Linked DNA regions of Homo sapiens: region 1 is linked to region 2. Evidence: chromatin loops called from intact Hi-C (ENCODE). Cell type or tissue: PC-3. All regions are shown on one strand. Links, peaks and the distances in the headings refer to the core of each region. The heading gives the core; the rest is flanking DNA. Region 1 overlaps PRTFDC1 (phosphoribosyl transferase domain containing 1). Region 2 has its middle 12 kb from the start of PRTFDC1.

The links. Peaks named below come from ENCODE experiments on the same cell type or tissue, not always from the same donor. Only the 100,000 strongest peaks of a DNase experiment are listed, where the experiment ranks them.
Region 1: it touches region 2 in a loop (2.2-fold over the local background); 14 of 110 quality-filtered maps call a loop at or near these places.

What each region holds. Positions count from the first base shown.
Region 1 is chr10:24,884,275-24,900,504 of GRCh38, reverse strand. The region is part of intron 3 of PRTFDC1 (phosphoribosyl transferase domain containing 1); the gene reads left to right. Among named protein-coding and RNA genes, the nearest start is that of PRTFDC1, 60 kb to the left of the region's middle. RefSeq lists an enhancer at 12,667-12,876. In PC-3, for the core only: no CTCF peak of the experiment used is centred there; DNase peaks (open chromatin) are centred at 8,434 and 10,684; H3K4me3 peaks cover 651 bases; H3K27ac peaks cover 2,229 bases.
Region 2 is chr10:24,956,141-24,972,370 of GRCh38, reverse strand. It overlaps a transcript of THNSL1 not described here. Among named protein-coding and RNA genes, the nearest start is that of PRTFDC1, 12 kb to the right of the region's middle. In PC-3, for the core only: no CTCF peak of the experiment used is centred there; a DNase peak (open chromatin) is centred at 9,190; H3K27ac peaks cover 2,750 bases.

The DNA of each region.
Region 1 (16,230 bases), core at 4,136-12,135, 72 kb after region 2:
TGTTGCCTTTCTGTTAATAAGAGGATAACTTTATGGAGCTGCAAAAGTTGATAGGAAAAATTCAGATGCAAAAGTTCTAAGTTACCTAAGGGTAAAATATCACCCACAGAGCTTCCGAGTTCCTGGCTTGTTAGTTTCTCTGCCTCTTTGAGCCTAGACATGGAACAGTGCGTAAGCTACACACCCAGAGCTAAGACACTGGGAATCAAGACCAGGGCAATGTTCCGTTTCTCACATCTGCTCAGTATTGGCTTAGGTTTTCTCAAGAATTTACATTTGGGAGGAAATTCTGTAGGGGCAAAGTTACTTAAGTTCTCCCAATCCAACAGTGTGGGAAATGGTATCAAATAAGTAGGCCACTTTTCAAAAGGGAGAGGCTGCATCAGTAAATTAGGAGAACTGTGGAATTCTGCCCATTGATGGAATAGCTTAAGTTTTTTTAAATTGATTTTTAAACTGTCACCAGCTAGCAGTCTCCACATATCTACCACTTTCTTCATAAATAAAATGTGTGAGTTCTATAAAATTTCTGAGTTCTTTTCCAATCCATTTTCCACCAATGCCCTAAATCCCCCAATACCAGTAGATGAGAGTCCACAGATACCCATATCTGTAAAATAAAGAAATCCACAAAAGCAGCATTATTGTTCAACTCGGAATACTTCCCGCAACATTGTTGGCTGTTCTCTAACTGAATTAGAGCATTTTATTGTTGTGGGAACATGTTTAAAATGACCATCATTCATCATTGTCATCTGTCTCTATTATCTTGAAAACTTGGATTTTTAAAGAGCCATGTTGTATTTTTTCTTTGTCTCTAAAGTATATGGTTCAGATGTCAGATGTGGCATCTCTGATGATAGCATGGTAGAGTCCACTTTCTGGTTAGTTAAAAATCAGTATGCTCTAGAAATGCTCTGCTTGATTTCCATATAATGGGTAAATTGTTATTTCCCAAAATCAATTCCCACCCCCTAAGTTTTGTGGAGGATGCGGTCGTTGGTCAGAGGTGGCAGGTCATTCTGTTTGGTCCCACTCAAACAGTATAGCCGGGAATAGTTATACAGAGCTCCAAGCGTATAACCCCAATCCAGTTGATCTCAGAGCATTTCCCAACCACACAGTCACAAAGGAATGCCTTCACTTGCAATAAAATAAGACAAAGTTGTGCTTTAACCTCACAAGAAGAAGAGGTCCAACTACTGTGGAAAGAAAGCATTGACCAATAATATTATCAACTGATGTTGTGGGAGACACAAATTGGGGGGTGGCTCCCTGGTTCCAGCAATTTCCTCAGTTGCCCCAACGGTGGTATTCCATTCACTCCACTGCTCTCATAGGAGATCCACATGGCCCCTTGGTCACAGCACTTGATGGAAGGGTAGGTATTTTAGTCCGTTTGGGCTGCTGTAACAAAGTGCCATAGACTGGTTGACTTATAAACAATAAAAATTTATTTCTCACAGTTCTGGAGGCTGGAAGTCCAAGATTAAGGTGCTGGCATGGCTGGGTTCTGGTGAGGGCTTCCGGGTTGCATGTGGCCAGCTTCTTGTATCCAGAAAGACAAGCATTCTGGGGACTCTTTTATAAGGGAAAGAATCCCATGACTTAATTACCTCTCTGAGGCTCCCCCTCCTTATAGCATCATATTGGGGGTGAGGATTTTAATGTGTGAATTTGGGGGAGACATAAACATTCAGTTCTTAGCAATTTCTCATACACCTAGGCTGATCCTTGTGGTACACGTATACTTGGCCACAATGACTGGTCCAAGGGTAGATGTGTCATCCAAGCCAGACCAATCAAGTCTTTCTTGGAATTTTTCACACTGGAGTTTGGAGGGGGAAATCCTTTCTTCTTGGGTAATGAGGCAAGAATGTGAGCCTAAAGATGGAGGAGAAGCAGAGACAAGAAGGAGAAAAGGAGAGGGAGACCCGAAGCCATCTGTGTTCCTGGTTCTATTATAGAGTGCCACTGTCACTTGAACTGCCTTCCTAAGCCTGCTGGTCCAACTCTTCATTCCTTTTTTTTTTTTTTTTTTGAGACAGGGTCTCATTCTGTCACCCGGGCCGGAGTACAGTGGCACAATCATGGCTCACTGCAGCCTCGACCTCCCAGGCTCAATTGATTCTCCCATCTCAGCCTCCCGAGTAGCTGACACTCCAGGTGTGCGCCACCAGGCCCAGCTAATTTTTGTGTTTTTTTTTTTTTTTTTTTTGTAGAGACGGGATTTCCCCATGTTTCCCAGGCTGGTCTCAAACTCTGGTTTTAAGAGAACTGCCCACCTCAGCCTCCCAGAGTGCTGAGATTACAGGTGTGAGCCACTGCGCACAGCCTCAGCTCTTCTTTTCCATCAGTCACCTTTCTGTTTAAATTAGTTCAAATGGAGTTCTTGTCACTTGCAGCTGAGAAAATCCTGAATTGGACACTTATCAAAAAAAAGTACTTTACAAGATCACTGTTAATGGCTGGTAAGCATCCCGTGATATGCACACCTTTACATACTTTTCAAGTCTTCCTCTATTATAGGACACTTAGATTCTTTAAAGACGCCCTGCACCATAAATAATGCTGTGATAAACATCCTTATTCATAAAATATTGTGCACCTCTCTGACTGTCCCATTAGACTTGCTGCTAAGACCACATGCACTTTGAAAGCTTTTGAGACCTTATGATCAAATTTCCCTGCCAAACAGTTGCATTTCATGTATATATCTGACAGTCATTCATGAAAGAAAGCGTCTATTTTTTCACGTTGTTGCCACATATTAGATATTATCACTATATTTCTTTAACATGTTTCTCGATGTTATAGGCCAAAAGGGCCACCTCATTGTGTTTTTAGTTTGCACTTCTTGGGAAAAACAGTTATGCTTACAAAGAAGCCCCGGATTTCCATCAAGTTGTGGAGTGTCATGCTGGGGACACTCTTATCACTCCCCTGAAGGCCTCAATGGCTGACTCACTCTATCAAAATGCTAACAGGGTTTCCTGCCATCAAAGGGTTTTGCCAAAACATCACATTGCCTCATTTTTTATCCTAAATACCACAACCTTCTTAATTCTGAGAGGAGGGGAAGAGAAGCCATCAGTGAACATCCTAAAAGAGGACAGCAGGTAGTAGGAGTACCTTTTTATTTTGTTTGGTTTTTGTTAAATTTAGACTTAGGGATAGGGATAGACTTAGAGATAGACTTAGGAATAGGAATGCCTTTTAACTGACTCCAAGGAGGGGACTTCTACTGGTTCAGAATGCTCTCCATCTGGGGGATGGTTCATTTATTTATTTATTTTTTTGAAACAGATTCTTGCTCTGTCAGGCTGGAGTATAGTGGCTTCATAATTGCTCACTGCAGCCTCAAACTCCTGGGCTCAAGCGATCCTCCCACCTCAGCCTCCTGAGTGGCAGGGACTACAGGCACATGCCACCATGCCCAGCAAATTTTTGTATTTTTTGTAGAGATGGGTTTTTGCCATGTTTCCCAGGCTAGTCTTGAACTCCTGGACTTAAGCAATTCTCCCACCTCAGTCTTCTGAGTAACTGGGACCACGGACTCGCACCACCACACCTGATTAATTTTTAAATTGTTTGTAGAAACAGGGTCTTGCTATGTTGTCCAGGCTGGTCTTAAACTCCTGGCCTTAAGGGATCCTCCCTCCTTGGCCTCCCAAAGTTCTAGGATTACAGGCGAAAGGTACACACGGCCTTTTCAACTTTTTAGAAGAACACGCTAAGTGGTATGCACTTTTGTTTGGTATTGGAAAGACCTTGAATTTCACAGAGGACATTTCAGGATTTTTCCAGAGTGTTTAGTGCTTGACCACCCAGTGCTCCTCACAACAGACCGAGTGACATACTTTCTGACTTTCCTCTGAAGTGCCTCCAAATAAGATGCATTTGCTTTCATCTTTTTCTCCCTTTCCATTAAGAAAAGACTAAAACTAGCATGGCACTGTCAGCAGTTGAGCTAGTGAACTCTGGGATTCTCATGAGGAGGCCCAGTGAAGAAATGGCCTTTCTTCCTAATTAAAGACTTGGGGAAGCACCCTCTAGAAGAGCAGTCCCCGACCTTTTTGTCACCGGGGACCAGTTTTGTGGAAGACAGCTTTTCCATGGACTAGGGAAGGGTTGGGGGATGGTTTCCAGATGAAACTCTTCCACCTCAGATCATCAGGCATTAGTTAGATTCTCGTAAGGAACATGCAACCTAGATCCCTCGCATGCACAGTTCGCCATAGGGTTGTGATCCTATGAGAATCTCATGCCCCCGCTGATCTGACAGGAGGCAGAGCTCAGGCAGTAATGCTGCCTCTCCTGCCACTCACCTCCTGCTGTGTGGCCCTGTTCCCAACGACCACAGACCAGTACCAATCCACAGCCTGGGGTTTGGGGACCCCTGTTCTAGAACACCTACTGTTGACTTCTGTGCCCTAGTTTCCCAGGACCAAAAGCCCTTCTCTGTACATGTGTGGTGGGAGCACCATGTGGCCAAAGAGTTAGCTGAGGCCAGAGATGTTTCACTGTGTCAGTGCAGTGAAAGAAAGAAGGGGGGGAACTAGTTTTATTTTGTTTTTAGATTAAATATGCGTTGACATAACTTCCAGGTGTCTGAAAATTATGTGAAAACATTTTTATATGGAAGGTCTGTACTCATATTATTGTTGTAATGGGTTAAAAATTGCATCAAGGGATATTGATTTCCATTTTTTAATCAGTCTCCCTCTCTAGATATATGGATAGAGAATGTGTGTATGCATGTGTATGTATTTACAGATATATATATATATATATATATATATATATATATATATATCCACCCCAGCTCTTGCCCTCCTAGGTTTTTAGGTTTTCTTTCTCTTCTGTTCCAGTGCTGTTCCTTTTCCCTAAGCAAGGCCGTTCATGCACCACCCCCCACATTCTCTAAGGCGTAGAAAACTACTAATAAAGTGAAGACTGGGCGTGGTGGCTCACACCTGTAATCTCAGCACTTTGGGAGGCCAAGGCAGGTGGATCACCTGAGGTCAGGAGTTCAAGACCAGCCTGAGCAACATGGAGAAACCCCATCTCTACTAAAAACACAAAACTAGCCAGGTGTGGTGGTGCATGCCTGTAACCTCAGCTACTCAGGAGGCTGAGGCAGGAGAATGTCTTGAACCCAGGGGGCAGAGGTTGCAGTGAGCCAAGATCATGCCATTGCACTCCAGCCTGGGCAACAAGAGCGACTCCATCTCAAAAAAAAAAAAAAAAAGAAAGTGGAGATTTCCAGAAGAAGGACAAATCCTACTCGGATATAAAAATAGAATGTTTTGCAGGATATAGCTTTCTAATTTAAATCTGGTACAAAGCACAACTTCCTCAGGCCTCAGTTTTCAGTTTATAACAAGACAAGGATTGCCTTTTCTCTAAGGTGGCATCCAGTTTTGTGATCTTAGGAGACATTGACTGGTACGACGTAGGCAAACCCCTCTCTGCTTCAAACCTGTCTGGGAAGCCAAGCCCAGGGTTTTCTTTCATGAACCACTCGGCTTCTCTGTCTCTCTTTGAGTTTAACCTGGTTTCCTTCTATCTCACCACCCACGGGTGGGGCCAGACAGTGGTGTGTGTCGCCACTACTTCCTGATGCCCACTCTGAGCCAGGCTGCATTTGGGGCTCAAAAGGGTTCATTTGCCCAAGGCATACACAATCCACAGGAGCGGAGCCTCGATTTGAACCCATGTTGTCAAACTCCAAAGCCACGATCTTAACCACTATCCTATGCTGTCTCCCAGGAGGAGGGTGGTTTTCAAACTTTTTTTCAGCACTGAAACATTTTAAGTGATGTCTTCCATAAAACCTCAAAAATGGAGCTGCCCTGGGGATCGCAGAGCAGGAACCTGGTTGTGAGCCACTTTGCCTCATCCACAAACCGAGATTGGCTCCCGGGTGCCTTCACAGAACTCTGAGCTGCATGAAGTGGAAAAAGAAACCACTCTTCTCCACTGACTACACATGACTGTGACAGACAAAACCCACCTTGCCTGTCCAGAGCCTGCTGGTGATGGTCAGTGGTCAGCATCCACAGAGGCCGAAGCCTAAGAGCATGACTCACAGCTCATGCAGCACTTCCCACGGCCAAAGGGCCAGCAGTGCCCTCCTATTTTCTTTTCTCTCTCTTTTTTTTTTTTTTTTTTTGAGATTGAGTCTAGCTCTGTCGCCAGTCTGGAGTTCAGCAGCATGATCTTGGCTCACTGCAACCTCTGGTTCCCAGGTTCAAGCGAGTCTCCTGCCTCAGTCTCCCGAGTAGCTGGGATTACAGGCACATGCTGCCACGCCCAGCTAATTTTTGTATTTTTTAGTAGAGACAGGGTTTCACCTTGTTGGCCAGGCTGGTCTCCATCTCCTGACCTCGTGGTCCCCCACCTCGGCCTCCCAAAGTGCTGGGATTACAGGCGTGAGCCACCGCGCCCGGCCAATGAAGTCCTATTTTCACACTTCCTTTGAGGACTACAGTAATGTTATCAGGAGACAAGCAGTTTCTGCACCTCCTCTGCCTTGACCCAAGTACATTCCAATAGACGTCATGAGGTGACAAACTGTGGGTGCCCATGTTGAGCACTGCTACCGCCAGCATTGCCAAGTTGATTTGTATGGATTTGTGTCATTTCCCTGAAGTTCAACATAATGCTCAAACAGGAGGGCTCTGCTGTGGGGCAGGCCTGGGTTCACATTCAGGCTCTGCCAATTACTGAGTGAGCTTGGACCAACGATTTAATTAAGATTCCATTTTCTCATCTAGAAAATGAGATCAAGTAAGTACGACCCTGCACAGTATCCATCACTATAAAGGTTAGACTAGCTATTATTATTACTATTATAAGCTAATGAAACATATTCTTCTAGTTACAAGAAAATGAAGCTGGGCACAGTGGCCCTCCTGTTGTTGCAGCACTGTAGGAGGCTAAGGCAGGAGGATCACTTGAGGCCAGGAGTTTGAGACCAGCCTGGGCAACCTATTGAGACCTGTCTCTACAAAACAAACCAACAAACAAAACAAAACAAAAAAACACTAACTGGTTGTGGTGGCACTCGCCTGTAGTCCCAGCTACTTGGGAGGCCTAAACAGAAGGATTGCTTGAGTGCAGGAGCTCAAGGCTGCAATGTGCTATGATTGCGTCACTGCACTCCTGCCCAGGCAACAGAACAAGACCCTGCCAAGAGAAAGAAAGAGAGAAAGAGAGAGAGAGAGAGAAAGAGAGAGAGAGAGAACAAAAGAATCAGTGTTTTCAGAAACTTTCTGACTATACATGCCTATCTAATTATTAAGAGATGGACTCATGAAAATTTTTTCAAGTTTGGATACCTTCCTCTTAAATTGTGTTTGAATTTCAAGTGAGTTTTCATTCTCAAATATATAACATTATGTAACATAGGATGTGCTACTTCTATTTTTCTTTCAGTCAGGTGTGCTATTACAAAGACTGATACTGTATGAGCAAAATTTGGGTGGATTGTCTTATCTACGGATAGCTAGATCCCAGGGTTTTAAGAGATCTTAGAAACTCTTTCTCCCCATACTCCTCAGCCAAATATAAACTGGAGTGATAAAAATCAAACATTTTATGTGGCGGGTTTAAAAATCACTCGTGTATCCTTAATATGTACCCATGCTTGCCAGTGGTACCAACACTGGCTTTTAGGTCTTTAATGCCCCAGAAATAAGAATCTAAAATGCCAGTTTTCTACTGAAGAATACTGACTTCATTGCCACTTGCCTTGTGAAATACCCCAGTCTCTTTCTGCTTGTGGACCAGTGGATTTATCATACGCACAATTTGTTACTAAATTTGAATTGTTGAGTTAGGAGTGCTTGAGAAATATGTGACTGCAGACCAGGACTGTGTCACCTACTTGGCCTCGGTGTCATTTTCCCGTAAGAATCAGGAAAAGATTATTTTTTCTGTTTCTATGAAGAATGTCACTCGTATACGAATGGTCAATAGGTACATGAAAAAATGCCCAATGTCATCAATCTTCAGGGAAATGCAAATCAAAACCAGATGGGATACCACTTCACACCCGCTAGAAGGGCTATTATGAAAAAGACAAAAAAAAAATCACAAATGCTGATGAGGATGGAGAGAAGGGAGACCCTTATACACTGTTTTTGGGAATGTAGCATAGCTACTATGGCGAACAGTATGGGGGTTCCTCAAAAAATTAAAAATACAACTACTAGGTCAGTTGCAATGGCTCATGCCTATAATCCCAGGACTTTGGGAGGCCAAAGTGGGTGGATTGCTTGAGCCCAGGAGTTCAAGATCAGCCTGGGCAACATAATGAGATCCTGTTTCTTAAAAAAAAAATAGAACTACCATATGATCCAGCAATCCCACTGCTGGGCATTTATCCAAAGGAAACAAAATCAGTATGTCAAAGGGATACCTGCTCTCCCATGTTTATTGCAGCATGACTCACTATAATAGCCAAACTAAGTGTGCATCAACAGATGAATGAAGATGATGTGGTAGATACACACTCAGCCATTAAAAATAATGAAATCTTGTCATTTGTGACAACACAGACAAACCTGGGGGAGGTTATGTTAAGTGGCCTGAGAACTCTAGCAGGACAGTAAGCTGAGGCAATCGTAGGGCCCACCTTATTTATCTCTGTCTTGCAAGGATTTCTGTCCTTTATTGCTTGATGTCTAGTATCTTGAAACTGTTGTTTCATATATTTTGTCTTTTTTGTTGTTGTTAATGAGACAAGTTCTCACTCTGTTGCCCATGCTGGAATGCAGTGGCACGATTACAGCTCACTGCAGCCTCCTGGGCTCAAGCAATCCTCACACCTCAGCCTCCCGAGTAGCTGGGACAACAGCTAATTTTTTTTTTTTAAGAGACTGGGTTTCATGTTGCCTTGGCTGGTCTTGAAGTCCTGAGCTCAAGCCATCATCCTGCCTCAGCTCCCCAAAGTGTTGGGATTATGGACAGGAGCCACTGCACCCAGCCTGAGCCTGTCTTTTTTATTTTTAAGGAAAGAGGATAAATCTGGTCTTTGTTACTCCATCTAGGCAAGAAGCAGAAGTCACAGGGGCTTATCCAAAGTATAATGACATTTTTAAACTACAGCAATAAAAGTCATTCCCTTCAAATCATTTAAAATTAAAAAGCAAGGTTTTGTTATATTAGGAAACAGTTTTATAAACTGCATTATGTTAAGGGTATATATCCTGTATATGTAAGGATATATACCCATACTCAGTGGAGTTTCATGATATATCATGAATTTTACAGCAAATTAAATTTACATGATCACAAGAAGAATAAATCGATTCTGAATAAGTTACTGAAATTTCTAACACCAATTGTCATTTTCTATGTAGCTTCAACCCTTGGCATAACTGGTCAGTAAATACAAAATTGGGTCCTTTTATGACTATGCCCAAAGTACATTGGATTTGGGTTTAACTCTTCCCACCTTCCTGAGAATTTCTCAGGGTTCCCAAATGGGTCCTCCCTTGCATCCACAAATGAGCCTGTCAGCTGCAGTTACCACAGAGCATCTGCCACCTCCTCCGCCAATCCCTGCTGCAGTTCCTGCTTTTCCTGGTTCTCCCTGAGAAGCCTCTTCTAGGATCCTTAGTGAAGCCTTTGCTGATGGTGCCTTTTGAGGGAGTGCCCATATAAGTGCCAAGGGCTGCCCAAAGCTGCCAGGCAGGGCTAGGTTTCTCACAGAGGCAGGCGACCCTGAACAGTTCTGAATATAACCTGCTTCTGGCCTTTAACTCCTCCCAGGATCTTACAGTCTCTGATGAAAGCAGTTCAATCAATTTATGGGCAAAGGAGCCAGACAGGGAACAGAGTTCATATAGCCCTCCCTCCTGTTCCCTCTTCCCTGCCACCCTGACTCAGTCAAACTTCTTCTCCTCCCTCCCTTACAAAACAGAAGCTCTCATGCTCATCAGCCAATGACCAGAAATATTTGATGGGGACAGAGGGAGAGAAGAGTAGATGTTTTATGTACTAGCAATATCTGAATGCAAAAACTGGACAACCCACGTGCCTTGTTCCATAGCCACTGGCCCTTGCTAGGCCATGTAGTGTGGATGTGCCTGACATTTGGAGCTCAGCAGTTGCCCAGTATGCAGCCTCAGTGGAATGTCTCATTGAAGAGCTGTTCCTAGATCCTCCCACAAAAACCTAAGAGCAGAGGTCACCTTCCCCAGGTGATTTTGCATTGCTCATCGGCAGCCTAGACTATGGTACTCAATAGTAGCTTCTGATATCGAACCTCACATTTCTCATGCTCAAAGAAGGCACAACCTAAGTCAGACACAGCTGTGGTCGGCTTCCTTCTCCCACTCCTCTTCCAGGCTTCCGCCAACAAATTGGTACAGCAGAGTCTCATTTCCTTAGGGGTCCTGGAACTTCCTTTTCACTGTGATTTCAAAAACATTTATTAGAGGATACATTTATTCCTCAGCACATTAATGGAGTCCAGATTCTGCTTGGATAATATGGACAGACAGATGTGCAGTGTTTTGTGCTACTTTTAGATGAGCAACGCTGTTTACACAGAATTTGCCCAAGACCACCCAACTCATTTCACATGTAGCCTCCAGCTTTCCAAGCCCTTAGCCTCCAGAGGAAAAGAAAAAATTTAATAACTCAGCACCCCACCCAGTTTTGAAGACATGACTTAATACTGAAGGAATTTGCAAGCCTGCACTGCCAATCAACATGCCTACATCAAATAAGCCATCTTTTCTTATTCTGAAAAATGGAAGGTGGTTCTAGAAACATTCTGCTCTCTGACTTTCTTCCACAGTGTTCATGTCTCATTTGAGACCTGGAGAAGTCTGAACAAAGACCTTAAGCCTAAAAAGTAATAACAATGCATAAAACACTTGATATTTGCCCTTCAAGTCTTCCACTTTCTATTTCACATCAATTGCCTTTTCCCCTTAGCTCTATATTATGCCTAATGATATTGTTAATAATTTTTTGCTTAAAGTTTCTTACATTTTTCCTAGCATTTGCATATATCAGTAATTTGTTGGCTCCTTATGTAACTTTGAGAAGTGGGTAAGGTGCTGTCTTAGTCCGTATGGGCTGCTGTAACAAAATACCATAGACTGGGTGGCTTATAAACAACAGAAATTTCTTTCTCATGGTTCTAGAGTCTGGGAATTCCCAGATCAAGGCGCTGGCAGATTCAGTGTGTGGTGAGGGCCCACTTGCAGACGAGATCGGGCGTGTTCTAGGTGGTATGGCCATAGACGAGGTCCCACTTTCATGTCCATAGATGGTGCCTTCTTGCTGTGTCCTCACTTGGTGGAAGGGGCAAGCAAGCTCTTTGGGGTCTCTTTTCTAAAGGCACTAATCCTAATTCACAAGGGCTCAGCCTTCATGACCTAATCACCCCCCAAAGTCCCCACCTCCTAGTATCATGGTGATTCGATTTCAACATCTGAATTTGGGGCAGGGTCGGGGAGGGGGGTAACAAACATTCAGACCATAACAGGCAGGTGGTAGCAGCATTTCCATTTTCCAGATGAAGTAAATGAGAAATCAAATGAGTTTGCCACAGTTTCCCAGAAAGTAACTGGTTAAGTCAATTATTCCAGCTGATCATAATAATTTCTTTTTCCACATTGCATCTGGAAACCATTGCCTGCTTTTAAGTTTTGCTGTGTTGAGTTATGTAGAGATACCACCACATTATTGATGTATATTATATATTATGTTACTTTATGGCTTACCAAGACCTAAGGGTACATTGATACCTTTTCTTTCTAAGCCCTATCTGACTTTGGTCAGTGATTTGTATAGAAAATGTGAACCCAGTAAATAACATTCTAGTGTTTTTCTGTAAACACTAACAAATTTTAGCTACATGAATGACAGCTACTCATAGAATTAAAAGGCAGCAAAGCTTGGGAGAGTGGAAAACGTATTGGAATAAAAGCTAAGACACTCGGTGCCAGGTCTGGTTTTGTCCTTAATTCACTCCCATGTCCGCTCCCTTCCCTTTTACAGATAATACAAGAGGCAAATTCAATCCAATAGACATTTTATCAAGGGCCTATTGGGTAAAGCACTTTACATATGACATTTAAATTAAACCTCACAACAACCCAAACGGGTAGGTGTCACTGAACTCATTTTCTAGAAGAGAAGACTAGCATCAGGGAGCTTAAGACAGGGGCAGGGCAGGGTCTGAGCCACTCTTTGAGTCCTACACCATGTTCCTTTCTATGTCCAAGGCCCTGTTCAGTACTAAGGAATCTTTAAGGAGATAGGTGTAAAGTCCCTATCCTCGAGCTGCTTTCAAAACAGCAGAAGTGGGCCTGGTGCAGAGGCTCATGCCTGTAATCCCAGCATTTTGGGAGGCCAAGGCATGAGGACCACTTGAGCCCAGAAGTTTGTGACCAACCTGGATGACACAGCAAGACCCTGTCTCTATAGAGATACAAAAATTAGTCATTCCCAGTAACTCAGGAGGCTGAAGCAGGAGGATTGCTTGAGCCCGAGAGTTTGAGACCAGCCTAAGCAATATAGTGAGACCCTGTCTCTACAAAAACTACAAAAATTTAAAATTTAAAAACACAGAAGTGAACAGATGCATATGCAGTGAACAAGGGGTAGCTAATATAACAAGGAAGTAACCAGTGCTGCCTGAACGGGTGCTACATGCAAAGGAAGTGGGTTGGCTGGAGAGATCACTTCTGGCCTACAGTTGTGGTGGGGTGAGGTTCAGGTGATAGTTTATAATGAAAGTGGAACTTAATTTGGATATCTAAGCATGATTATGATTTTGACAGGCAGAGATGTGACAGAGAGCCATGCTGGATAGAGGGTATATTAGTCCGTTCTCATTCTGCTATAAGGACACACCGAGACTGGGTAATTCATAAAGGAAAGAGGTTTGACTCACAGTTCTGCAGGGCTGGGGAGGCCTCAGGAAACTTGCAGTCATGGCAGAAGGGGAAGCGAACACATCCTTCTTCACATGGTGGCAGCAAGGAGAAGTGCAGAGCGAAGGGAGAGGGGGGAAGCCCTTATAAAACCATCAGATCTCGTGAGAACTCACTATGATGAGAACAACATGGAGGTTGTTCTCCATGATAATTGAATCACCATGATTCTCCACCAGGTCCCTCCCATGACACGTGGGGATTATGAGAACTACAGTTTAAGATGAGATTTGAGTGGGGACATGGCCAAACCCTATTAGAAGGAGTATTAACGGCCGGGCGCGGTGGCTCACGCCTGTAATCCCAGCACTTTGGGAGGCCGAGGCGGGTGGATCATGAGGTCAGGAGATCGAGACCATCCTGGCTAACAAGGTGAAACCCCGTCTCTACTAAAAATACAAAAAATTAGCCGGGCGCGGTGGCGGGCGCCTGTAGTCCCAGCTACTCGGGAGGCTGAGGCAGGAGAATGGCGTGAACCCGGGAAGCGGAGCTTGCAGTGAGCCGAGATTGCGCCACTGCAGTCCGCAGTCCGACCTGGGCGACAGAGCGAGACTCCGTCTCAAAAAAAAAAAAAAAAAAAAAAAAAGAAGGAGTATTAACAAGATACAAAGATGTAAAATACAAAGATGGTAAAATGCAGGATACGCACTAGATTTAGCCCACAAGTTGATGTGTGTGGAACATAGACCCTGGCTACTCAAAGGGTGGCCTGTGGACCTGCAGCACCCCCATCACCTGGGAGCTGGTTAGAAATGTGTAAAAAATTAGCTGGGCATGGTGGCACGCACCTGCAATCCCAGTTACTCTGGAGACTGAGGCAGGAGGATCTCTTGAGCCCAGGAATTCGAAGCTGCAGTGAGCTATGATAGCACCGTTGCACTCCAGCTTGGGCAACATAATGAGACCCCGAATGTAAGGGGGTAAAAAAAGAAAGAAACACAGACTCTTAGGCCCCACCCCACACATACAGAATCACAATCTGCACAAGTGATCCATGCACAGTGGAACACACTAGAGTGCAGGTCACACTGAAAGGCAGATTGTGATCAGGCCAATACGGAAGCTGCCGAACCTGTTGGTCAGGTGGAGGCTTTGGAGCAAGATGGGGTCGTATGTGAAATCTCCAGCCTGGCTCCAGCAACATCACTTCCCAGCTGTGGGAACTTGGGCAAAGTTACTTAACCAGGTTACTTAAATTGGGGTGATAACAGTACCTGTTCCTTGTCTCATAATATTTAAAATAGACTTCATTTTTTCAGAGTAGTTTTAGCTTCACAGCAAAGCTGTCTGGGAGGTACAGGATTTCTCATATAGCCCCACATAGACTCCCCGCTTATCAACATCCCCTGCCAGAGTTGAACATTTGTTACAATAAAACCTACATTAACACATCATTATCACCCAAAGTTCGTAGTTTGCATTAGGGTTCACTCTTGGTGATGTATATTCTATGAGTTTAGATCTGTATGATGATATCAATCCACTGGAGTAGTATCATACAAGATAGTTTCACTGCCCTGAAAATCCTGTGTTTTTCCTCTTTCTCCCTGCCTCCCACCTAACCCCTGTTGACCACTGATCTTTTTACTGTCTCCACAGTTTTGCCTTTTCTAGAACGTCATTTAGTTGGAATCTTACAGTGTGTGGCCTTTCAGAATGGCTTCTTTCACTTAGTAATATGCATTTAAGTTTTCTTCATGTCTTTTTATGGCTTGATAGCTCTTATTTGCACTGAATAGTAATACGTTGCATAGATGCATCATAGCTCATTCATCCATTCACCTACTGAAGGACCTCTGGGTTGTTTCCATAGTTTAGCAATTACAAATAAAGCTGCTGGCCAGGTGCGGTGGCTCATGCCTGTAATCCCAGCACTTGGGAAGCCGAGGCAGGCAGATCACTTGAGGTCAGGAGTTTGAGACCAGCTTGGCCAATGTGGTGAAACCTCATCTCTACCAAAAGTAAAAAAATTAGCCTGGCATGATGGCGCACATCTGTAATCCCAGCTATTCAGGAGGCTGAGGCAGGAGAATCACTTGAACCTGGGAGGCGGAGGTTGCTGTGAGCCAAGGTCATGCCACTGCACTCCATCCTGGGCAACAGAGCAAGACTCTGCCTCAAAATAAATCAAGCTGCTAGAAACATCTAGGTAACTTTTTGCAGACATAAGTTTTCAACTCATTTGGATAAATATTAAGGAGTGTGATTGCTGGATCCTGCCTCATAGGACTGTGTTAGGATTCATGTAAGTAATGTGCTTACTAATGTGCCAGGCACTTGGTAAATTTAAATGCTCAGTAAATGATTCTGAGAGTCAGGCTTGCCCCTAACATTTATGGGTCCCAGGACGAGAATACAAAGGCAGATCCACATACCCTTTGCTGAAATAGTTAAGGTTTTGAAACTTGATAGCTTTGTTCATGGCCAAGCTCAGGTTTTCACTTGACCTGGAGATTGACTAAAGGAGCCAGGCTCATCCCTCCAGGCTGCAAGCCCAGGCAGACATGGTATCTGCTGGGCAAGGCTGGGCATGAGTTGAAGACAGGGCCCCCAGGTGGGGACAGGACCCTCCTGCACCCTGGATGGGACTGATCCAGGAAGCTCTTAATAGCACTGAGAGTCCTGGGTCCTTCTCCTCCATGTCCCTCTTTTCCAACTCAGATGCCTCCAAGACTATACCTTCTGAGCCAGGGGCTGAAGGGAGCATCATTATCTGGGGAGGCCGTCCTGCTGAGACCCCTACCCTGGTTGATTTAGGATGGCCAATATCCCTTTCTCTTTGCCTGTTTCCCCAGGTAGGCTGTTCTTTTCTCCACCACTGCCCCTAACTCTACCCTGCAAAGAGGAGGGCAGGCCTACTTCAGCATACATGTCCTCTTGAATAATTCCATTAGCTCAATCTGTTACAGAACTTTCTAAAGAAAATCTTCTTCATAAGACCAAAAAGAAAAACAGCAACAATAAATGTCTTAGTGTTTTGGTATTTGTGATATGCAGGGCTCCTCTTGCCTGGCTCTGCGGGTGGCTCTGCCCATTGTTATGACAAAACCAGACTTTTGCAGGCATGGGAATCTTCAGAAATATTTTGAGCTGAGAAGTGACACACAGAGCTCAACTTTTTGGGCCCAAATACGGTAGCATGGACATGAAGATAGATTCAGTCAAATGCTGGAAGGTGGGTGAGTATTCTAGAAGTTTCCATGGCTCCATGGCACAGAATCTGCTGCCACTTCTCTCCCTGGGCCCTTCCTCAACACCATGTCATCCT
Region 2 (16,230 bases), core at 4,327-12,326:
ACACCTGGCTAATTTTTGTATTTTTAGTAGAGATGGTGTTTCACCATGTTGGCCAGGCTGGTCTCAAACTCCTGACCTCAGGTGATCCGCCTGCCTCAACCTCCCAAAGTGCTGGGATTACAGGCGCGAGCCACCACTCCCGGCCTAGTGTAATCTTTTGTAAAGCTTTTTTTTTTTTTAAGATAGAGTCTTGCTCTGTCACCCAGGCTGGAGTGCAATGGCGCCATCTTGGCTCACTGCAACCTCCACCTCCTGGGTTTAAGTGATTCTCATGCCTCAGCCTCCTGAGTAGCTGGGATTACAGGTGCCCGCTACCACGCCCAGCTAATTTTTTGTATTTTTAGTAGAGACAGGGTTTCACCATGTTGGCCAGGCTGGTCTTGAACTCGTGACCTCAGGTGATCCGCCCGCCTAGGCCTCCCAAAGTACTGAGATTACAGGTGTGAGCCACTGCACCTGGCCAAGACATTTTAAATGTCAGTTAAACCTAACATGCACAGAGCCAACAATAGACAAAACTCAGTTGAAATGACAATAACCAAGTTTGTTCCTCTGTGCATGATGTTGCATACATCACAACTGCCCCCTGGTTGATAGTGACTGTGAAACACCATTGATTTTAGAGATGTTCAAACATGAAAACAGCACATTGTAAGATAAATGGAATATGCTCTTCCACCAAAACATCCCACTGTTTCCTAGATGTTACCTTTTTTAAAATCTGGCTCAAATCCAGCTTATTGTGCAAGCCTTCATAATTAAAACCCCACTTGACACTTGGTATTGCTTACAGAACTCTATGTATCCACTACACAGTGGTATGTCACATTTGTTCCCTTCTTCACAATAAATACTTATGAGCCAGGCTATAAGAATCCTCTTTGATATTGCTTGGGAGGGCTTTCCAGAGAGGAGCTGGGATGATGCCCTCCTAGGAAGTCAGAGCTGAATTAAAAAGCAATGGGTGACCAGGTGCTGTGGTTCACACCTGTAATCACAACACTTTGGGAAGCCTAGATGGAAGGATTGCTTAAGCCCAGGAGTTCAAGACCAGCCTGTGTAACATAGTGGCAACCTGTCTCTACAAAAAATAATTTTAAAAAAATTAGCCAAGTGTAATGGCTTGCACCTGTAGTCCCATCTATTCAGGTGGCTGAGGTGAGAGAATTGCTTGAGCCCAGGGTTTGAGGCTGCAGTGAGCTATGATTGTGCCACTGCACTTTAGCCTTGGTGACAAAGCAAGACCCTGTCTCAAAAAAAAAAAAGCAGTGAGTGTCAAAGTGCCCTCTTTGATGGTTTGTTTAGTAAACACGTAGTTTGGCTGTTGGATGTGCAAACTATTTTTTTGAGACAGAGCCTCACTCTGTCACCCAAGCTGGAGTGCAGTGGCATGTTCTCAGCTCACTGCAGCCTCTGCCTCCTGGGTTCAAGTGATTCTTCTGCCTCAGCCTCCTGAGTAGCTGAGATTACAGGTGGGTGCCACCATGCCTGGCTAATTTTTGTATTTCTAGTAGAGATGGGGTTTCACCGTGTTGGCCAGGCTGGTCTCAAACTCCTGACCTCAGGGGATCCTCCTGCCTAAGCCTCCCAAAGTGCTGGGATTACGGGCGTGAGCCATCGTGCCCGGCCCCAAACTATTTTTTTTTTTTTTATTAATAGAGACAGGATCTCATGCTGTCACCCAGGCTGGAGTGCAGTGGCACAAATATGGTTCACTGCAGCCTTGAACTCCTGGGCTCAAGTGATCCTCCTGCCGCAGCCTCCCAAGTAGCTGGAACTACAGGTGTACACTACCACACCTAGCTAATTTTTAATTTTTTTTTTTTAGAGACAGGTTCTTGCTATGTTGCCCAGGCTAGTCTCCAACTCCTGGCCTCAAGTGATCTTCCTGCCTCTGCCTCCCAAAGTGCTGAGATTACAGGTGTGGGTCACCACACCCTTCCTGGATATGCAAATATCTTAAAGGAAGGATTCTGTCTACAGTTCCTCTCTATCTATCATCTGCCTATTTAAAAGAGTGTGTAAATATGCAGTCAGTTGGATTTGACTCCCAACCAATGCTTAATTTGTGTAGCTTAGACATTTGTGTGGAAATTTATGACAGTGATTACCCTTCCATTTAATGGGGAAAAAAAATTGTTCCTATGGTAACTGTTTCAGAAGAGTGCATACTTACCATACTTCTAAAATATGCAGCCCATCCTATGGGAGTACAGATCATCTTGAAAGGATTTTCCCTCCTTCAATAAACATTGATTTTTCCTCCTCTTCACGTGATTTCAGAATAAAATAAAACTTTGTAAGAATTGCTAAAGAAGAGCTTCAGGAAATGAGAACCATGAATGGGGCTGGCCCCTTGCAGCTCTCATGGGGGAGCAACAACACTGTCCTCAAGTGGTTTCTGGAAACACAAGCTGGTCCCTTCATAGCTGTATTTCTCCCAGACTCTTTTTCTTTTCCGTGTATCATCATGTTTGCTGTGTTTGGGATGTTGCTATGCAAAAGGATATAAAAGAGTGGGTTTTTTCTAAGGCAATCAAGCTTAGCAGATGCAAGTTCAAGATGATGCAAAAGTTTCTTAGAAAAGTTTTAGACTTCCTTAGGGAATGTTATAAGAAATATTCATGATAAGAGAGGATAAATATTGATGAAGGCCTAAAATGTCGTTCCACGTGATAAAATTCATCAGCTACAGGGGCTTTGTAACTATGGACAGCACTTAAGTAGCCGTTTTGAAACTGCTCTTATTTGTATTTTTGCAAACAAAGGGCACCCTCCAACTTTTTTCTTCAAATTCACTGCTCTCTGTGAATTTTTTCCTTTAAAAACTATATCTTACAATCTTATTAAAGCAGAGAAATAAGTACACCAAACTACAGCTTGTAGTATTTGTTAGAAAAGTCAGCATCATGGTCTCCTTTTTCATTTTTTCCATGTTATATGATTTTTTCTTCAGAGCTCACTTATAAAAACAGACCTATTGATTCTGTAGTTCTGTGATGGACATACAGAAAAAGAGTTATGAAACGTTCATAATATCTTAAGTACGTAACACTCATCCTGAGCAAACATGACTTACAGACTCTAAAATTGTGAGTCTTCACAGCCAAAGGAGTAGCATGGGCTTACTTAAGGACTGAAAACATTCATCTTGCTACTTATAAAGTAGTCAAATGTGGCCGGGCGCGGTGGCTCATTCCTGTAATCCCAGCACTTCGACAGGCCGCGGCGGGTGGATCACTTGAGGTCAGGAGTTCCAGACCAGCCTGACCAACATGGTGAAACCTTGTCTTTACTAAAAATACAAGACTTAGCCGGGCATAGTGGCACATACTTGTAATCCCAGCTACTCTGGAGGCTGAGACAGAAGAATCACTTGAACCCGGGAGGCAGAGGTTGCAGTGAGCAGAGGTCACACCAGTGGACTCCAGCCTGGGTGACAGAGCGAGACTCCGTCTCAAGAAAACAACAACAACAACAAAGAAGTCAAATGCAATAGTTGGGAAAATAGAGGCGGAGTGAGTGATCATATGTGATTCGACTTCTGTCTCTCCAAAGGTAGCAAGCTCTGTGTACAACAGAGCCTTGAGTAACATACAGAATACCTAGGTGAAATTATGGGTTTTCGAACAATTGGTCTGCTTTTTTCAACTCACTACAGTGTCTGAAATCCCACCATCAAATCTTTTCAGGCAGTACTGAATTCACTTATCCAAATACGCTAAGGATAGAAAGGCCGCAGCTGAAGGAGTCAGAGGCATACAAAGGAGGAGAAGAGGCAGTGTAGGGGCTGAGAAAAGTCGTGGGTGTGCAGCGGTACTGTGCAAGGCAGGTCTAAGTACGGCACCACTGGAAGGATCTTAGACAACGAAGGATGCTGTCTAACACCCAAGGAGGATGTTAGCTCCTGGATGAGCAAGGGGATGTTGGCACCTGTGAGGTAGAGATGGGTTGAAGATTGGTAGATTCCTATTTTTTAAGGCTGCCTTGTTGGCTAGGCAAGACATTGAATTTGTGCCTTCTTAGGCTTCACGGGCAGGAGCACCTCACAATGGGTAGGCTTACGCTTCGTCTTCCTTGTGCATCAGCCCTGGAGAAGGACTGATGTCAGAGACAAAGGAAAAAGGCAACAGAGAGAGAGTTCTTTCCTCTGGGCCTGGGAAAACCTTGCTCCCTATATTAGAATCAAAAGTAAGAAGGAATGATAGCCCAAGCTCTTACTTGCAGATAGGTTTTCAAAAATCTATCAGGTAATGACATTTCCCACTAATATTTTGCACTCTTTGCAGCATCCCAGTGATGATGTAACTGGTGGCCAGGACTACCAGCAGCCTGTACACACACACACACACACACACACACACACACACACACATCATACACATATATACACACACATCATACATACACACACATCATACACATACACACATATACACACACATCATACACACGTATACACATACATCATACACACATACACACACAAAATACACACACATCATATACATCATACGCACACATCATACAGACATACACACATCATATACATGCACATATACACACATCATACACACATCATACGCACATACATATACACACATCGTGCATATACATACATCATACATACACACATCATACACACATATCACACACGTATACACACATCATACACACATATGGACACATCATACACACACATCATACACACATGTACACACACACGCACATAGGAGTCATTACTATCCAATCAAGGTCATCAAAGGCATAAAGGAGGGTCAGGATTACAGCGAGACTGATGAAAAGTCTCTTGTAAAATTTGTTTGAGGACCTAAACATTGAATTAAGCAAAGAGTAACACAATGAGAACTATAAAGCTTCACTGAAAGAAAGAGAAGAGCTAAAATTCCCCATCCTTCCCCCACTACCTCCATGGTGAGCATTCAGCTCATTTGGGGGTTTATTCTCAGTTGTAAGAGCCAAAGCCTTTCATCATTTCTGGGCAGAACATCCATTAAAGGCAGACCAGGTGGTACCAGCTGCACCTGATGAAAGAAATCACACGGTTTCACTATGTAGAGTAATGACAGAAGAACGGGCAGTCTGGACCAGCTGGATCTGTCTCTGCCACTCTTCAGTGCATGCACGCACACACATGCACACACATGTACATGCACACACACACGCACACACACATACACACATACCAGAAAAAGAAGACTCAGGAGCTCTGAATTCGTGGAGCCCAGAAATTGAACCTGGTACCCATGGAATCTGGAATCTTTCTGGCCTGTTATGATGTGCAAAGCAGCAGACCTTGTTCATAACTGGCAGTAAATCTGCTTATTTAGTTAGGTAAAAAAAAAAATAAATTGTTATGACTTTTCAAAGCCATGAATAGCCAATAAAGTGAAAAACAGACACTACCACATTTTCTTCTCTGTTGTAGTAACAATAGCAAACATATATAGTTCTTACTAGGGTCTGCGTTATTCTAAGTGCTTAATCTAAATTAACTCAGTCCTCATAATAGCCTTATGATGTAGATATGATTATCATCCTCTTTTACTGATAGGGAAATTGAAGCATGGAGAGGTTAGGTAATTGTCCAAGATCTCACCATCAATAATTCATAATAGAGGTGTTGATGGGTGAGAGTGTGGATGCCCATAAATAAAGGAATATACTCAGATGCCTAAAAAGGTACAGGAAGTACTCTTCACTAAGATTTCACTTAATCTCCAGCATCCTTCTTGTACCATATTCCATCCGTTTTAATCCTTACACATGTGGAGTGACACATTCTAACAGAGTGTGATTCCATTAAGAGAATAATGAAAACGGTGTTGGGGCACCAGGCTTGCAGCCCAGGCTGCTCAGTTAATGCTGGAAATTGTCTCAGAGAAAAGGTGTTTCTGATGTCCAAAAAAAGGCCCACAGCACTGGGAGAAAGGACTGAAGAAAGCAAGAGGGTGTTGTGGTCTCAGCAAAAGTTGGTGCTGCTTTCAAAGTTAATGAGAAGGTTGCATGTACAACACATTGGGGTCTCTCCTTTATTAGCCACTTTATTATTAGGGCCTTTCTTTGCACACATTTCATTTTTTCTTCTTTAAATATAAAGGTGGCATTGATGCCAAAATGGCAAATTGTGTAAGTGACATATTTGATTTTCTGTTTTCTGGATGCAGCAGAGAGGTTCCAGTTTCTACTCTCCTTGCACTGTGCTTCACACTTATTCTTCAGGAGGGAGGTGATGAATCTGGATGTGTTCTTGGCAAAGTATTCTTAAGGGCATCCTCTATTGAGTCAATATCCAAATACTATTGCAGGCAAAGCCAAATATAACTTATTTTCTCTGCCAGTTATATCTCTTATTCTGAAATTTTAATGTTCATACTTCAGAAATCATTTAACTAAAGAATCAGGTCAACCTCCCAAGTTACACAACCTCTACTAAATGCAAGAAACAAGACCAGGTTTCAGGTGGTTGTGTGGCTGTGGAATTCGTTTCATTATTTTGTATTTGATGTATTCTCATATAAAATCTTTAAATGCAGCAAGTTTATAGGCCCACGACTTGCTGATTTCTGTAGCTTATTAGTGAACAAGGAAAGAGATTCAACCAGTGTTGTTCCAGAAGAAAAATCAAGAGGAAAGTATACACTTTTCAATAACTAGAGCTGCTCAAAAATGAAATGCAGGGCCCTGCAAAGGACTGAGTATCCATCCATAGAGGAATCCTCGCCAATATTCCTTCCACTCAACCCAAAGGCATTTCTGATTATATTTCACAGAGAACTTAATTTTCCATATTCATAGACATCTAAGCACTTGGAAATTTGAAGAAATCATTTCAAGTAGTAAGAAATTGACAGAGATAATTTGATGAAGCATGTAAGCTTTTTCTGAAAACTCTGCAGAGGTTTGCATAATCTCTCTTTAGGGCTGGGGCTCAGAATCAGGGCTGGGCAAGTCAATGAGGGCTGTGGCCTCTGGAGGCCAGTGGACCAGACACAAGTGGAGAGGAAAGAAGGAAAAGGAGGAAACGCGGAAGAATAAAGTGGGTGGCGGTGATAGTGATACTAAGATAATCATCACAACAGTCACATCAATCAATTGCAGTTGTTCTCATTTTTCACACAAAGGAAGTGAACCTTAGGGTTGTGAGTCCCAAGATCACACAGTAAGTGACAGAGGCAGGACATGGTAGATTTCAGGGTTGGGATTCCTGATTCCAGGTTTTCCCACAATAGCAGGACAATGGCTTGTTCATCTTAGACTGGATGGTTCTAATTTTTTTTTTTTTTTTTGAGATAGGATTTCGCTCTGTCGTCCAGGCTGGAGTGCAGTGACACAATCATGGCTCACTGTAGCCTCAACCTCCTAGTCAAGTGATCCTCCCACCAAAGCCTCCTGAGTTACTGGAACTGCAGGTGTGCACCACCATGACCAGCTAAGATATTGATTTTTAGTAGAGAAGGGGTTCCTCCATATTGCCCAGGCTGGTCTTGAACTCCTAGGCTCAAACCATCTGCCCACCTGGGACTTCAAAAGTGCTAGGATTACAGGCGTGAGCCACGCTGCTCAGCCTGGACAGTTTTATGTCAAAGGCAGGTCTAAGAAGGGAAGCTCACTTCTGGATCCTGCTGTAAGCCTCATGAATTTAAAATATCATTACTGTGGATAGTCATAAGTACATTGCTTAGTCTCCCAAGAGTCATTTTCCTTTATATGAAATGGAAGTAATATCAATGAATCTTGGACGTCTATTAATATTATAAACTGCAAATTCCAATTTTGAAAGACTAAGAGAAAATGGAAATGATTGATTTTATATTAAAAAGAAAGTGCAGGTCTCTAATTTTGGCTTTGCATTTTGACCTGAGCTTCATTTAACTTATGTTTCTCTATGTTTGAAACAATTTATATTTTCTTTGTGTTTATGTTTTTTATTCCAGGAAGCATGAAAGAAAGAACCCACACACACAAACTTTTCTCTCGTTATTCCCATATTCATGAGAGCTACAGACCTACTGTCTACGGGTCTATCAGCTATGAGCCTAACATTTTCATTTACCTCCTAAAAACAGAGTAGGAAACAGCTGAGGTCAGTATAAAGGCTGTTACTCTAGGGCAGTGATGTTAAAGAATAGCAGGGGATGAGTTTGGGCTATCACCCTCTACCCCCAGCCACCATGGACATTTGGCACTTTCTGAAGACATTGTTGATGGTTACAATTGGGGGTGCTACTGGGTTCTAAGGAGCAAAAGAAGCCAGGAATGTTGTTAAACAGTTTACAATACACAGGACAGTTTCACACAAAGAATCATGGAGCTCCAAGTGTCTATATTGCTAATATTGGGAAACCCTGATCTTTATAAAACCAGGTAAAATTCATGGCGTTTTACAAACCTGGGTACTTCTGTTGGCAAAATCTTCTAAGCTCCCAAACCTAGAGAATGACAGCATGACAGAGCTGTCCACAGCTTTTCACAATGGATAGAGAAGCCTTTCCTGCATGCTCCATTAATCTTCAGACGTTCCTAGAATGTGCTGTGTGAAATGGGGAATGTTTCTTAGATCATTATTTCTACCGTTTTTATTTTTCTCTAGGAAAAAGCAAACGGGCTTTTGGGAATTTTTGGTTGCCTGATGTTTTACATCATTTTTCATGGTTTGCTTTTAATGTCAAAATTTTTCTTTTTATTTGTCTTTTGCAAGAAGAAAAAGAAAATATGGAAAGAGATTTGGAAAAAACTTTTAGAACATGTGTAATGTCTCTAAGAATAAGAAAAATCATCAGAACTGTACGTTCCAGGTTTCCCAAACCAACTGAAAGAGGTTCCTGAATAATAACAACCTCAATAACCATTCTTCATATTTGCCATTTTAAAAAGTCTGCTACTTTTAAAAATCAACCCAGTTGATTAGGCAATTGGTCTGAACCTGAGAACTACGCCTAAAGCAAGAGCTCAGAAACACAGACTAGTTTTAAAACTTAGAAAATAAATGTCGAAAAAGAATACAGAAAGGTCACAGGTAACACTGCACACAGAAAAACAGAATACAAAAGGTAATATGACTTGACTAACACGGTGAAAGGTAATGAGTACAGAGTCCAGGTATGACTTTCACAATTGCTAAGGCATTCTGTCTATATCGCTTAAGCTTTGGCAAAATACCCAGACCCACAGAAAAGTCTGAGTCACCCATCTCTCATCCCTTTATTCTCTGGAAAAGGTGACCTAGGTGTCAGCTGTACTCTGTGGCTGATTGTAATGAACATGCTGAGAAATCTGAGAATGGAAAGCCAGTGACATCAATCTTGGAATTAGAAAGAAATTATTATTTCTGGGTTCAGCATCTGGCCTTACCATGCAAACTAGATTTTTCTAGTCTCCTATTCTTTGAATTGCCTTAATTTAAAGTGTGTTGAAAAGTTCTCACCTGTGTGTGTGACTTTTAGGGTTGTTTGCTTTGTGTGTTTGATATGAACTGAAGAGAATCTGAAAGTTCTTTCTCAAGCCAAGAGACAAATTGAGATAATGACAATGTTGGCCTGAGCTTTAGGTTCAGAAGGATCATGATCATTTTGCTGAGCTAAGACGCAGAAGAGAATCTAAGGTAAAGTGAGTTCTAAGGCAAGAAAACCACTGACCACAGTAACCGAATGGCATATACAATGGCTATGGAAAGAGAAAACTGCTTCAAACCAAGTGCCAAATTCAATGCCCACTTCTGCATTGAGGGACAATCTTTCAACATGTATGTTACACTTCTTCTAATCCTTTTTACAGACACTTAGAAAAATGTTTAAATGATTTTTAAAATTCGATCCATTTACATTTGTTCCTTAGAAATAAACTATAAATATTGAGATTTAGTGATGTAGTTATGTTTGCTATAGAGCTTATTTTAAGTATATTCATTGATTTTGAAGTTAATGTGTGTTGTTGTCCTTTATATTCCAAACATTAAGGGCATCAAATCAGACTAATATTTTCTTCCTAATGTAAGATAAAAATAGTAAAGCAATAATTTAAAAAATGGGGCTCTTAATTCAGAACCCATCACTATTTATACTAACTAGACAGAGATATTCTTGTAATTTACTTTTGTTTTACATACTCACATATAAATATATGATATAACATGTATAGAACGAGTTGATAACGCAAGACATAAATATAATTTCATGGGAGCGTGTTAGCTCATCTACATGATGAAGCTTTTACAGATTGTAGGTTTATTTTTTAAAACTGCTAACTGACCTGTTCATCATTAATAACACAGAACTTCTGACTGACCAGGAATTCCACTACAATAATTCTATTTTAATATTGGGTAAAAGGTTTTGAGCACTCCTTAGGTACTCAGCACTCTGTATACATTATTTTCTTTAATCCTCACAGTAACCCTAAGAAGCAGGAACTGGCATGATCTCCATTGAACAGATACGAAAAATAAAGCAAAGAAAGTAAGAAACTTGCTCACGGTCAAAATCAGGTGGTAGGTGGTGGAGTCTGGTTTTAAAGCTGAGTCTGCCTGAGTTGGAGCCAAAACCCTGAAACACAGCACCATAAACTTTTCATTAGTCTAGGTATTACTTTATGGAGTACAATGATAAAACCACATTGTTTTAAAATAGTGTATAGTAAAGAATGAATCACAAATTCAAACTGACTTTTTTTATTAGTTCCAATTACTACGCTTTTAACATATGTTAGCTAATATTCTTTTCCCTCGAACCTCAAAGTGTTTTCACAGTAAAATTTAATTCACTTTCAGTGAAAAATCTTGTAAGATTTACTGTATTCTTCCATTGAAAAAAAAAGACACTAATATTGTAAGCTAAATTTAGCAAGATATATATCAAGAACCTTAAAATATTTATACTCTCTAACTTAGAAATTCCATTTCTGGAGAGTTTATCCTCTAGAAATAGTTAAAATGCATATAAATGGTTTATTACAAACACATTTATTTATATATTTATACAATCAAAATTTGGAAGTAGTATACTTATACTGGGGAATGGTTAAATAAGTGATGGCATTGCTATTTCAAATGATGTTTATAAGGAGTTTATTATACTATGGAAAAACACTTGTGTTATATGTTTATTTTACTTAGAATGTGAAGCAGAGAAGAAGGGAACAGAACTACAGCCTGTGCATTTAGTCACAACTAGGTAAGATAAACTTTCCAGAATCACAAAACTGGAAGAAGGCACCAAAATATAACACGGTTTTCTATTTTACTTCTGTTTTTCTATATTTTCCAGTTTAAAACAACTTGTACATACTAATTTAAAATGGAAAAATACCTTTGCACTGTCTTTTAAAAAGTTATAAACAGAATGGCTGAAACATAGCAGATTTGACCCTCTATGAGTCAGGTTCAACTTGCCATGGATCCTACAGTCCCAACTGAGGAAGGGAGTGTAGGTAAGAGATGCCTAGTTAGAAAACACAAGGAATGGCAAGGTGTGGTGGCTCATGTCTATAATCCTAGCACTTTGGGAGGCCAAGGCGGGAGGATGGCTTGAGCCCAGGAGTTCGAAACCAGCCTGGGCAACAGAGTGAGACCCTGTCTCCATTAAAAAAAAACAAAAAATAGGCTGGGTGCAGTGCCTCATGCCTGTAATCCTTTGGGAGGATTAGGCGTGGTGAGGGTGCACTTTGGGAGGCTGAGGCAGGTGGATCACTTGAGGTCAGGAGTTCATGACCAGCCTGGCCAACATGGTAAAACCCTGTCTCTATTAAAAATACAAAAATTAGCAGGGTGTAGTGGTGCACGCCTGTAATCCCAGCTTCTCGGGTGGCTGAGGCAGGAGAATCGCTTGAACTCAGGAGGTGGAGGTTGCAGTGAGCTGAGATTGCTCCATGCACTCCAGCCTGAGAAACAGAGCAAGGCTCCATCTCCAAAAAATAAAAATAAAAATAAAATAATAATAATAAAACAAATAAAACACAAGGAACCCAGTTCCTTCAAGTGCAACCCATAGGACTCTTAATGTGAGAGCTGCAATAGATTCCCACTGGGAGAGTTCCTTGAAAGGAACCATGAGCCCAGTATGCCCATACCTTTGTATGACTTTTAATACCACATCCCAGCTCTGCTTCTTGGTTCGCTGGGATATTCCACATGCTGGCAATGTCTAAAAACAAACAATTACCTTTGCAAGCTACCACATGGTCACTGAGAGAGACAAAAGGGAATTGCCGCAATGAGATGGCTTTCATCTCTCTTGCTATTCAGAAGGCTGATTTTGTTCACACATGAGAGAGAGAAAAATGGCAAAAATGGGAAAGGGGGTGGGGGATGGAGGTGGGGGTAGGGAGATGGAAATAAGTTCCTTGTCTTCTAGGAAAACACCAAGTTGCATGTCAATCTGAAGGATAACCCAAATTGCAAATCCAGGATATTTCACAAGATGAGAAAGGCCTTAGCCATTTTCATTTAAATTCCTATTATATATTTTTACGAAGAGAAAATATCTATGCACAATTTGAAAACAGTGTTATATATAAAATATTTAGTCCTTTTAGTGTATCTTTAAGAATATATAAAACCTCTTACTTGGAGAAAACATTAAAAGCATAAATTTAAACATTTCATAATACTGCAATATTTTTAAAACACTTATAAAACACCTTCCAGAAAGGTTTGCATAGACAAAAAAAAAAAGTTTGGGAAACGTTGCATTACATTGCATTTTGCAACAGTCTTCCTGAATATTGGCAGTGCATATTGGCGTACTAAAGACTCCTAGAAGACCTACAACATAGAAGTTGGCTTAACTTTGCTTACTTAATTGTTTCTCAAACCTAATGAATCAAAACGCCATTTTCTTCAAATATAAAGTGGATCAAACTCACAATTAGGGAAGTGTTGCTCTATGTAGATCAGTGTCCAATTTCTTTTACTTTCTCCATCTCTCCCACTCTCAAGCCACATCTCTCAACCTCTTTCCCAAGCTCCTCTCACCTTAACTCTAAGATGCAACCCATAACCTGGCAATCACTGGATCATGTCTTGGGATATTGCCAGTGGCTGTTATACATCAGCTCTGATCTGAAGAGAATCCATGTACAGCTAAGAGAATAAACAGCTCCATTCCCATTCTAGCTGATCGTCTCCCCAGGACACCAGGCAAAGTTGCTGCTGACTAAGGAGGCCCCCCTTTTTTTGTTTTTGTTTTTGAAGTGGACATCTTTCCTTTAGAAACTCAGCACTGGCTGAGGCACCAATTAATTTTGCATAAGCTGCTACAGGACCCTCAGATGCTAATCAGTTTGTTCATAACCACAGAGTATTGTTTTAGGGTCATGTACGTAACTTCTGCCTCCAGCCCTGTGGATTTATTTACTGCTTAGTCCCTAGTTCCTGCAGCTGTGTCCTTTCAATGACTGCTTTATGGTGGCCAAGAGAGTTGAGGTCGACTGCCAGGACTCAGAGATCTGGAGGAACACATGGACACATTATTCTTTTGCTCTGAAGCTATCCAATTCCTGTTCCGGTCAGAAGGGGAGATAGTGGGAGGATATCTCTGAAACTGCCCAGCGCTTACTGCTGATATTCCTCAGGTCTGACATTATTGCAAGAGAACAAACTTAGATCTACCCTCTGTGTGTTCTTCAGTGGAAGGTGAATTACTAACGAAAGTGTAATAATACAAAACACAATTGAGTGTAGCCTTGGCTTTATTTGTAAGACCTACTCTGGAGATATTATTTTCTTTACTCCAAGACTACACATTGGATCCAGTCTGCTTCAAACAAGAGACCGGGAAAGACGGGTTACTATGCTAATTGAATACTAATGAGGCCTTTGCTTAAGTTGGGTTTTGTTGCAATTATTTGCCACTACATTTCTTTTGTATTTATGTAGAGGGAAAAATAAACTACTTCAAAGTTAGCAAGAGTCTTACTTAGCCTGAGCACTTGCAGAAAAAATGTCTTGCTACTCTTTCTTTTGTACTTGTAACATTTGTAAAGAGTTTTGTTCGGCACTATGGAAAAGCAAAATATCATCATCATTATTACTGGCCTTTGTCCACAGTGGATTTCATCCAGATTCTAACCAGTGACTCTGTGACTAACAATCTGAGTCACTAAGTTTCAGATGTTTATGGATTTCAACACAATTCCCAGACTGAAAGGTTTTTTTTTTTAATTTACTTTCATGTTTCAAGACTCAGAAAGAATTAACTGCCTTTCTGTATTTCCAGTCTAGTGCAGAAAGAATTAAATGCCTTTCTGTATTTCCAATCTAGTGTCACTGAGTGACGGGCTAGGAACAATTCAGTGGATAGACTGAACTGTTCCTTCAATTACAGATTTGTATTGACAAAAGTCAATTACCAAAATGTCAAAAAAAAATTAGTATATACTTCCAGGACAAAAGCCTCCAGGCTGGCAGAGAATTCAGTGAATTATAAATATTTGTGTTTTCACCATGGTAGTGGCACAGGATGATTACAGAATTTAAAATGCAGAGAATCACGGTGATGGGAAAACTGAATATCCACATGTGGAAGAATGAAACTAGACCCCTCTTTCTCACCATATACAAAAATCAACTCAAGGCCGGATGCAGTGGCTCATGCCTGTAATCCCAGAACTTTGGCAGGCCGAGGCAGGCAGATCACTTGAGGTCAGGAGTTTGAGACCAGCCTGGCCAATGTGGTGAAACCCCATCTCTACTAAAAGCACAAAAATTAGCCGGGCGTGGTGGTGGGCGCCTGTAATCCCAGCTACTTGGGAGGCTGAGGCAGGACAATCACCTGAATCTGAGATGCGGAGGTTGCAGTGAGCCGAGATAAAACCACTGCACTCCAGCCTGGGCAACAGAGCAAGACTCCGTCTCAAAACAAACAAACAAACAAACAAACAAACAAACATCAACTCAAAATAAAGACTGCCATGTAAAACCTGAGATGATGAAACTGCTAGAAAAAAAACATAGTGGAAACACTTCATGACATTGGTCCAGGCAAGGATTTTTTGGATAAGACCTCAACAAAAAGAATGAAATCCTGTCATTTGCAACAACATGGATGAACCTGGAGGACATTATGTTAAGCAAGAAAAGCCAGAAACAAAAGGCAAATACGACATGATCTCACTTATATGTGGAATTTTAAAAAGTTGATCACATAGAAGTAGAGACTAGAATACTGGTTAGCAGAGTCAGGTGAAAGGTGGGGAGGAGTGGCAGGAGTAGGAGAAGTTGGTTAGTAGGTACTAGGTTATAGTTAGATGAGAGGAATAAGTTCTGGTACACTAACGCAGTAGTCTCAACCTTTTTGGCACCAAAGACCTGTTTTGTGCAAGACAATTTTTCCACGGATTTTGAGGGGGGATGGTTTCAGGATGAAACTGTTCCATCTCAGATCATCCGGCATTAGTTAGGTTCACAGAAGGAGCATGCAACCTAGATCCCTCCCATGTGCGGTTCACCATAGGGTTTGTGCTCCTGTGAGAATCGAATGCGGCTGCTGATCTGACAGGGGCAGAGCTCAGGTGGGAATGCTCGCTGACACTCACCTCCTACAGTGCAGCTCAGTTCCTAACAGGCCACAGGCTGGTACCAGTTTGCAGCCCGGTAGTTGGGGACACCTGCTGTATGGCACAGCAGAATGATATATTTAACAATAATGTGTTGTATATTTCAAATCAGCTAGAAGAGACAATTTTGAATGTTCTCACCACAAAGAAAAGAAAAATGCTTGAGATGATGAGTATGCTAATTACCCTGAGTTGATCATTATGCAATGTATACATGTAGTGGAATATCACACTGTACCCCATAGATAATATGTATAACTATTATGTGTCAGTTAAAAATAAAACTAAAAAAAAAAGTAAGTAAACACAATATAAACACCAAAAAAAAAAAATAAATAAAATGCAGAGAAACTACTGCTAAAATGTAATAAAGAGAATGATAGAAAAATACAAGTATATTGACTGGTTATTAACTTTGCAAAGATGCACATCTTTATTCTTATAGCTCTTTCAAAGGTATATTAGAAAATGGACAGTCTGACCAGGGCCTACTTGAGGGTGGAGGGCGGGAGGAGGGTAAGGATCAAAAAACTATGTATCAGGTGCTATGGTTATTACCTGGGTGATGAAATAATCTGTACACCTAACCCCTGCGACATGCAATTTTCCCAAACAAACCTGCGTGTGTACCCCCAAACCTCAAATAAAAGTTGGAAA